Linked DNA regions of Homo sapiens: region 1 is linked to region 2. Evidence: chromatin loops called from intact Hi-C (ENCODE). Cell type or tissue: gastrocnemius medialis. All regions are shown on one strand.

The links. Hi-C counts contacts between places; a loop is a spot of excess contacts. Peaks named below come from ENCODE experiments on the same cell type or tissue, not always from the same donor. Only the 100,000 strongest peaks of a DNase experiment are listed, where the experiment ranks them.
Region 1: it touches region 2 in a loop (4-fold over the local background); 1 of 110 quality-filtered maps calls a loop at or near these places.

What each region holds. Positions count from the first base shown.
Region 1 is chr11:3,924,564-3,928,563 of GRCh38, reverse strand. The region is part of intron 1 of STIM1 (stromal interaction molecule 1); the gene reads right to left. Among named protein-coding and RNA genes, the nearest start is that of PPIAP40, 33 kb to the right of the region's middle. In gastrocnemius medialis, no CTCF peak of the experiment used is centred here; no DNase peak of the experiment used is centred here; H3K27ac peaks cover 3,246 bases.
Region 2 is chr11:4,042,158-4,046,157 of GRCh38, reverse strand. All of the region lies in intron 3 of STIM1 (stromal interaction molecule 1), which reads right to left. Among named protein-coding and RNA genes, the nearest start is that of RRM1, 51 kb to the left of the region's middle. In gastrocnemius medialis, CTCF peaks have their summits at 1,361 and 1,570; DNase peaks (open chromatin) are centred at 600 and 1,917; H3K27ac peaks cover 4,000 bases.

The DNA.
Region 1 (4,000 bases), 120 kb after region 2:
TAAAGATACGCCAAGTGAGTTTAAAAAACAGAATAGCAGCCGAGCGTTGTGGCTCACATCTGTAATCCCAGCACTTTGGGAGGCCGAGGTGGGTGGATCACCTGAGGTCAGGAGTTCAAGACCAGCCTGGCCAACACGGTGAAACTTCGTCTCCACTAAAAATACAAAAAATTAACTGGGTGTGGTGGCACACACCTGCAGTCCCAGCTACTCAGGAGGCTGAAGCAGGAGAATCACGTGAACCTGAGTGGCAGAGGTTGCACTGAGCCGAGATTGCACCACTGCACTCCAGCCTGGGCGACAAAGTGAGACTCTGTCTCAAAAAAAAAAAAAAAATGGACTGTTACGCAGGATTACATCTGTATTAACATATCGAAAGAAAAAATATGTCCTTCCTTAGGGAGATCAGTCAACCATGAAAGCTGAGAAAAAGCAGAGTAACAGACACATATTGGCAGTACCCATCATTCTTTCATTCCACAAAAGGTTTACTAAGCACTTACTTTATTTCAGGCACAAATCTAGGCCCTGGGAATAGGGTGATCTTAACACCCACAAGGGGAGAAGAAGCCAACAAAGTTTAAATACTTCATTTGCTTTCCCATGACCTTTCTATCTGTATTGCAAGACAAATGCATCAGGCTATTGTAGCTGCTATATCCACAGGGTTCTTAGTTGCAAGAACAACTTAGATTGCAAATTTAGCAACCCAGCTGATTTTGGCTAGTTTGAGGAGAAAAAGAACTTATCAAAAGAGTAACTCAGACTTACAAGGAGAAGTGAAAAACCAGGGATTGATGCCGAGAACAACGCCTAAAACTAAGTAGCAGAACTAATCTGATCAGGATGCCTCTGCTTCCACTGCCAACCTCCACTATCTCTAGCCACTGTAATATAACCGGCCCTGCTGCCCCAGGAACTCAATTTGCTACCTGCACCACCATCACTGCACCCTGCTTCTTTGCATCACAGCTCTTCAGAGTCAAAGTCCATGATGAGTGGCTAAGACCAAAAGAGCCTAGGGCAAACTGCGAAAAAGGTTACAAGTAAGTAGCTGGCATTTTAGGTAAAGAAATTCCTTAAACACAGGAAAGGGTAATAAATATTCACTTCAGCCACTTTGGCATTATACACAAAACACTGGATTCACCTAATGAATGTCCCTAATTCAGACCCTATGTTCAATATAACCTTCGTGATTAGGATGTTTGTGTTCCATGGTGCCATCCAGAGGTAGAAAATGTACAGGTCATTAACAACATAGGGCATCCAGTATATGTGACAGTTCTACTTCCTGAGGTAGACTTAAAAATTGGCATTGTAGTTTTATAAGAACTTAATATAAGTCTGCTCAAAGATAAATAAAGGTTAATATGAGTCTGCTCAAAGATAAATATTCTCAGTGAACTGTGAACTGACCAAATCTGAACCGCCAGAAAGTTAACTAAAAATTAACATTCATTGAGCTCTTCATATGTGCTAGATAGTATGCCAAGCACTTAATATGGATTAACTAATTTTTCATAGCAACCTTAAAAGTTAGATGCCATTCTCCCTATTTAACATAAGAGGAAACTGAGACACAAAGTGGTTAAATGAACTTGCCTAGGAATACACAGCTTATAATAGGAGGAGCCCAGAATTTGAGCCCAGACTGTATGACTCCATACTTAAGCATCTGTCAACTCCCTAAAGTAAATCCCTACCTATTGAGGCCTCTAAGGTGGTAGCTCTCCTCACTGGAGTGGTTCTGGTGGGTTACCTATTGGCAGGAAGACATAGTCCTCTATCCTCCATCCTAAGGTTAAATTCTTGATTTAATTAGCTGCAGATACAAAATTCTATTGGAAGAGAGATGACTGTCCACACAGGATAAAAACAGATAAAGCATCTGAGTAAGGCTTTGCTTAGCCCACAGATTCTCTAATTGCAGCTGCTGGCAGTACTATCCACACAAAGTATTTGCTGGACTTAAAGCTCAATTATTATGATACTACAAACTTTTATTTATATTCAGGGATTATGCCTACATTCAGAATTTGAAAGAATTTACACAAACAGTATGTATTAAGACAGTGGTCTCCAAAGTGGAATGCATAAGACTTTCCAGTGAAGCACAAAAAGAAAAATTAAAACTCTTATTTTATAATTGTTTTTAATCTTAAAATATAAGAATTATGCTTTACCAATGTTAACTGTACTGACTAACAATGGTGCCCTCTCTGGGTCTGTATGTCATGTATTTCGGTATCGCTTACCACATATGAGTTTTCCTGAGAATAGAGATGGGAGCTCCCCAGTGTGCAAGGAAGAACATCAGTATCTGCAGTCACTCATTTGCTTTCAGGGTACTTATAAATTATGGTTTATATTTTTTTCTCAACTAAATCAAACTTTACCACACAAATGATCTTAAGGGATGTTTGCAAATAAATAAATGAATATGAAAAACAACCCCCATAGGTTAAAGATAATATTAAAATTACAAACAAAAATAAATAGCAAGTAACAAAGCTGACCCTTCTATACCTAATATGAGCTCTCTGAGAGCTATATTACAGGACGAAAACAATCTAATTGGTTCAAACAATAAGTTGGCAAAAAAATTCAAAATTATCAAAAGATACTTAGAATACTGTATGGATTTAAATTTATTATTAACAATAAACTAAATCTTTACCGGGCCTGATATATTAAATCAGATGTCAGCAAAACATTTCATGTAAAGGGCCAGACAGTTAATATTTTACAGCCTCTATTATAACTAATTAACTCTGCCACTGTAGTTTAAAAGTAGCCACAATTACATTACATTGTTATTGATTACATTAATCAAATGAATGTGGCTTTGTTCCAATAAAACTTTATTTATACAAGCAGGCATAATTTGTTGACCATTATATTAAATAATGATAAAATAAAGCTATCATGATTAAAAACCATCTAAAAATTATATCTGAAGATAAACTTTTATAATTTTTCTGTAGTGTTTAAAGTCCAAAGATATTCAATCCAGTGCTAAGAAGTCTCTTTATACATGTCCTGCTTAATAATGAAAAACAGGAACATATTATTGGTAAAACATTTATTCTTTCTTATTGCAGTAATAAAGTGGATTAAATAGTACAAAGAAAGCAATATTTTGTTTGTATTGTTTGTTTGTTTGTTTTGAGATGGAGTCTCACTCTGTCGCCAGGCTGGAGTGCAGTGGCACAATCTTGGCTTACTGAAACCTCCGCCTCCCAGGTTTAAGCGATTCTCCTGCATCAGCCTCCTGAGTAGCTGGGACTACAGGCGTGCGCCACCATGCCCAGCTAATTTTTATAGTTTTTGTAGAGACAGGGTGTCACCATGTTGGCCAGGATGGTTTCGATCTATTGACCTTGTGATCCACCTGCATCGGCCTCCCAAAGTGCTGGGATTACAGGCGTGAGCCACCGCAGCCAGCTGGAAAGCAATATTTTTAAAACTGCATTCCTTTGTCAGCAAATACTGTTAGAAAATATATATTAAATATTGTTTAAGATTTGAAAAACAAATATTATTATAAATTATGGAGCATGAGGTATTTTCTAGAAAGTAAGATACAAGTTTTCTTTCATGTGCCAGTTAAGGGTATTTGCTATGTTCTGTTAAATTCTGAAATAAAAAAGGAACTGTCTTTCAAGGGACAGTAAAGGAAAAATGTACAAGAGAAGAAATATCCTCCATAGCATAAGACTTTCTTAGTTGAAATAAGATTTTTTTAAAATGATAGAAAATAAAGTTTTATTTTAAAAATACTTAAGTGTAACCACGAAAAAGTAGCTGCTTCAACTGGAATTTTAAAAGGATTATGGGTAAGATTAAAGAAATAGCACTGCACATGAAATTCTTTCCTGAATTGTTCATAAGCAAGCTATTACAGCAAAGAAATTAAAGCTGGAAGTGTTGAGTACTACAAGGCTTCATTGAAATTGTTTATTTTATAAAAATAAGACCTTTAAAATACAGTAATACT
Region 2 (4,000 bases):
AGGAGGCAGAGGTTGCAGTGAGCTGAGATCGCACCACTGCACTCCAGCCTGGGCGACAGACTGAGGCTGTCTCAAAAAAAAAAAAAAAAAAAAAAAAAGGTAGCTCACGCCTGTAATCCCAGCACTTTGGGAGGCCGAGGTGGGTGGATCACTTTGAGGTCAGGAGAGTTCGAGACCACCCTGGCCAACATGGTGAAACCCTGTCTCTACTAAAAATACAAAAATTAGCTGGGCATGGTGTCACGTGCCTGTAATCCCAGCTACTCGGGAGGCTGAGGTGGAAGGATCACTTGAACCTGGGAGGCGGAGGGCTGCAGTGAGCTGAGATCTCACCACTGCACTCCAGCCTGGGCAACAGAGCAAAACTTCGTCTCAAAAAAAAAAAAAAAAAAAAAGAAGTGTTGAGGGATGGACTTGGTGGCTCATGACTATAATCCCAGCACATAGGGAGGCTGAGACAGGTGGATCGCCTGAGCCCAGAAATTCAAGGCCAACCTGGGAAATATGACAAAACCCATCTCTACAAAAAAATATTAAAAAATTAGCCAGGTGTGGTAGTACATGCCTATAGTCCTAGCTACTCAGGAGGCTGAGGTGGGAGGATCACGTAAGCCTGGAAGGCAGAGGTTGCAGTGAGCTGAGATTGCAACACTGTACTCCAGCCTGGGTGACAGAGCAAGACCCTGACTCAAAAAAAAAAAAAATGCTGATGGAAGTTAAATGGACTAGAACGTATTATTCCTGAAAATGAATATATATCCTAACGCATTGCAGATGTTATCATTTACTATGGTCTGGAGTGTCAGGTAATGAAGGCATAAGAGAGTGACACACAGATATAAGGCAGACAGACAAGTGCTAGCCTGTAAAGTACAGAGAACAACACACTCCTGCCACTGCTGCCAAGGGAAGTCGACCTCATCCAGCACAAAGGGGCCTTTCTGCTTGGAGTGTAGTGGAAAGAAGGCTACTTTTTTATTGCTAGAAGGCCTGAGGCCAGCAGTACATCAAGGGCCTTTTGTCTACTGGGAGGATGCCTTGATACAAGTCTGGGCATAGAATCTTGGCATGCAGAAACTCCTCTATCAGCACCCTACACCACAGTGGTGACAGGCAGAAGTCACTCTAGACCAGAGTTTCTGAGCCTCTGCCCCAATGACATTTTAGATGAGATAATCCTTCGTTGTGGAGGCTGTCCTGTGCATTGCAGGATGTTTAACAACATAGATGCCAGTAACATGCTGCCAATCATGACAATTAAAAAATGTCTCCAGATATTGTTCAACATCCCATGGAAGGGAAAAACTGCCCCCAGCTGAGAACCACTGCTCTAAACACTGCATTAAGTGAGGCACGGGGTTGCCAAGGGGGCCAATACACTCCACTGAAGATGGACTCTAGAATAATCGCTCCTACATAGCTAAGCTGTAGGGGAAAAGGAGAATAGCTTCAGCATGTCAGACCAAACCTCAAGATTGTTTTGGTTTGTTTGTTGTTGTTGTTTTTATCTGCATATATCATTCTGTTACCTAGGCAGATGCCCTATCTAGGTAGGGTTTGGCAGCATGGTGTCCACCTGGAGTCACTATAGTCTGAACAAAACAAGCCAGGATGAGCTGTATCCTCTATAACATCTGTATCTCAGATAGCAACCCTGAGTTCCAGCATGAAGATCTCATTCAACAGACCAGCTGATATATCAGGGCTCCCTGTCCCCAAGGTTCAAGCACCTAAAAGTTAAAAGTCTTGTTCTGTTTTCCATTCCAAAGAGAAGATAGGAAGAATCCCTGGGCCAGAGTGAGGAAGAAGGCAACAGCAAGTACAGAGAGCTGTGGCTATCAGTGACAGGCTGCAGAATTTGGCAAGGAGAGCTTAGTACAGATACAGACTCCAAATGACTCATATGTCCAAATCCCAGGAGGACATGCAAGCAAGAGTCAATGTCCTAATGTCATAAGTCTCCCATCCCCTGAGCCTGTCCATGTGGCCCCTAGCCAGATCAAAGACTACACCTCTGGGCAAAATGACAAACAATGCTACACCGAATCAGAGAAGGCTAACCCCTGGAGTTCTACACAACAAACCATCCTTCACAAGAGAGACACACAGGGTGACTTAACTCCTATCTTTTTTTTCTTTTTTTTTGAGGCGGAGTCTACTATGTCGCTAGGCTGGAGTGCAATGGTACAATCTCAGCTCACTGCAACCTCCGCCTCCCAGGTTCAAGCGATTCTCCTGCCTCAGCCTCCCGAGTAGCTGGGATTACAGGCACGTGCCACCACGCCCAGCTAATTTTTGTATTTTTAGTAGAGACAGGGTTTCACCATGTTGGCCAGGATGGTCTCAATCTCCTGACCTCGTGATCCGCCCACTTTGGCCTCCCAAAGTGCTGGGATTACAAGCATGAGCCACCACGCCCAGCCATCTCCAATCTTTTTAATGACATAATCTACCTGTAAAAAAAAAGCTTTGTACACACATTGCCAATATACGTATATGTGTTTATAAATTAGATTCATTTACTAACATTAGATAGATTGTAAAACACACATAAAAATTAAACAATGAGATAAAAATAAGTACAACATAAATACCACCTCTAGTATCTTCTTCGAATGAACAAATGATGGCAATCTGTGGGTCCTGGATCACTTGTTGTCCATCCCATCAGTATTTATATTATGTTTTCTCACAAAAAAGTATCACTTACCCCCACAGACTACTTACGGAGGTAAAGGGGGGAGGTATAAAAAAATTAAAAAGTACTAATGACACATATCCACAAAGAATCCCAGAAACTGGTGTCCAGTTAGCATCTTGGGTAGTAAAGATATACCCTGGTCTCCATACTATGTTTTATAGAAAGGAACAGACCTTTTATGATTAAGAACAATTTTCATGTAAAAATCAATAAAACCTCCTGTTTTATTCTGAGGTAGCTACAAAAACTAAAGTTATTAAAGACTGCCAAACCCCTGGCATTTTAGAACACTGATTTTTTATTTTAGGATATATTACAAAAAAACACTGAATTTGAAGCTGGAAGACCTTGCCTATCCTATCTGCCATGAACTAGCTTGCGTAAATCACTTAACCATTATGAACCTCAATTTCCCCTTCTGTAAAATATTCATTTTGCTATTCAACAAGCATTTATTTCGTTCTATTCTGAGACCAGGCACTAGGAATAGAGCGGTGATCAAGAGAGAGATCCCTACTCCCATGTAGCTTACAATTTAGCAATATCTGTCTCCCAGAGTTGTTGAATTAAATGAGTTAATGTGTTTGAGATGCCTAGGATTTAATACAAACTCAGTAGTAACTTTTTCTTCATATGTACCTTCATTCAAAAAGGGGTAGATATTAAGGACTGGTCAGAATCTGGATGGACAGAGATGCAGATCTGCCAGAAGAAAGAATCGTGAACAAAGACAAAGAGCTATAAGATGTGAAGCATGCTCAGAGAACACTGACTCTAGTTTGTCTGGAGTCCAAGAGTTATATATAGGGTCAAGGAGAATGAGGTATTGCTGACACCAAATGACAAAGGTCCTTGAAAACAAGTGGTCTCAAACTCCAAAATAATATATTCATTAGGGGGAAAAAACATTTATTGAGCAGCTACTACTTGCCAGGCACCACTCTAGGAGTAAAGATACAACAATACACAAAACAGTCACAGATCCCATGGTGCTTATATTTTGGTGGAGGGAGACAAAATAAAACACTATAAACAAATAATTATATGTCAGATGGTGATAAGTATAATAAAGAACAATTAAGCCATAAGGGGTTAAGGGGATAAAAAATAGTCCTATATTGTATTAGGTCAGATTAGGGAAGGCCTCTCTGATGAAGTGATATTTGAGCAGAAAATGAAATAAAAGGTATGAGGCATGTGGACATTTGGGGGAAGGGCATACCAGGCAGAAGGAACAGTATACTCCCTAGCACTTGAGCTATAGCAATACATCCAGGGATGTGCCAGGGCAAACACTTG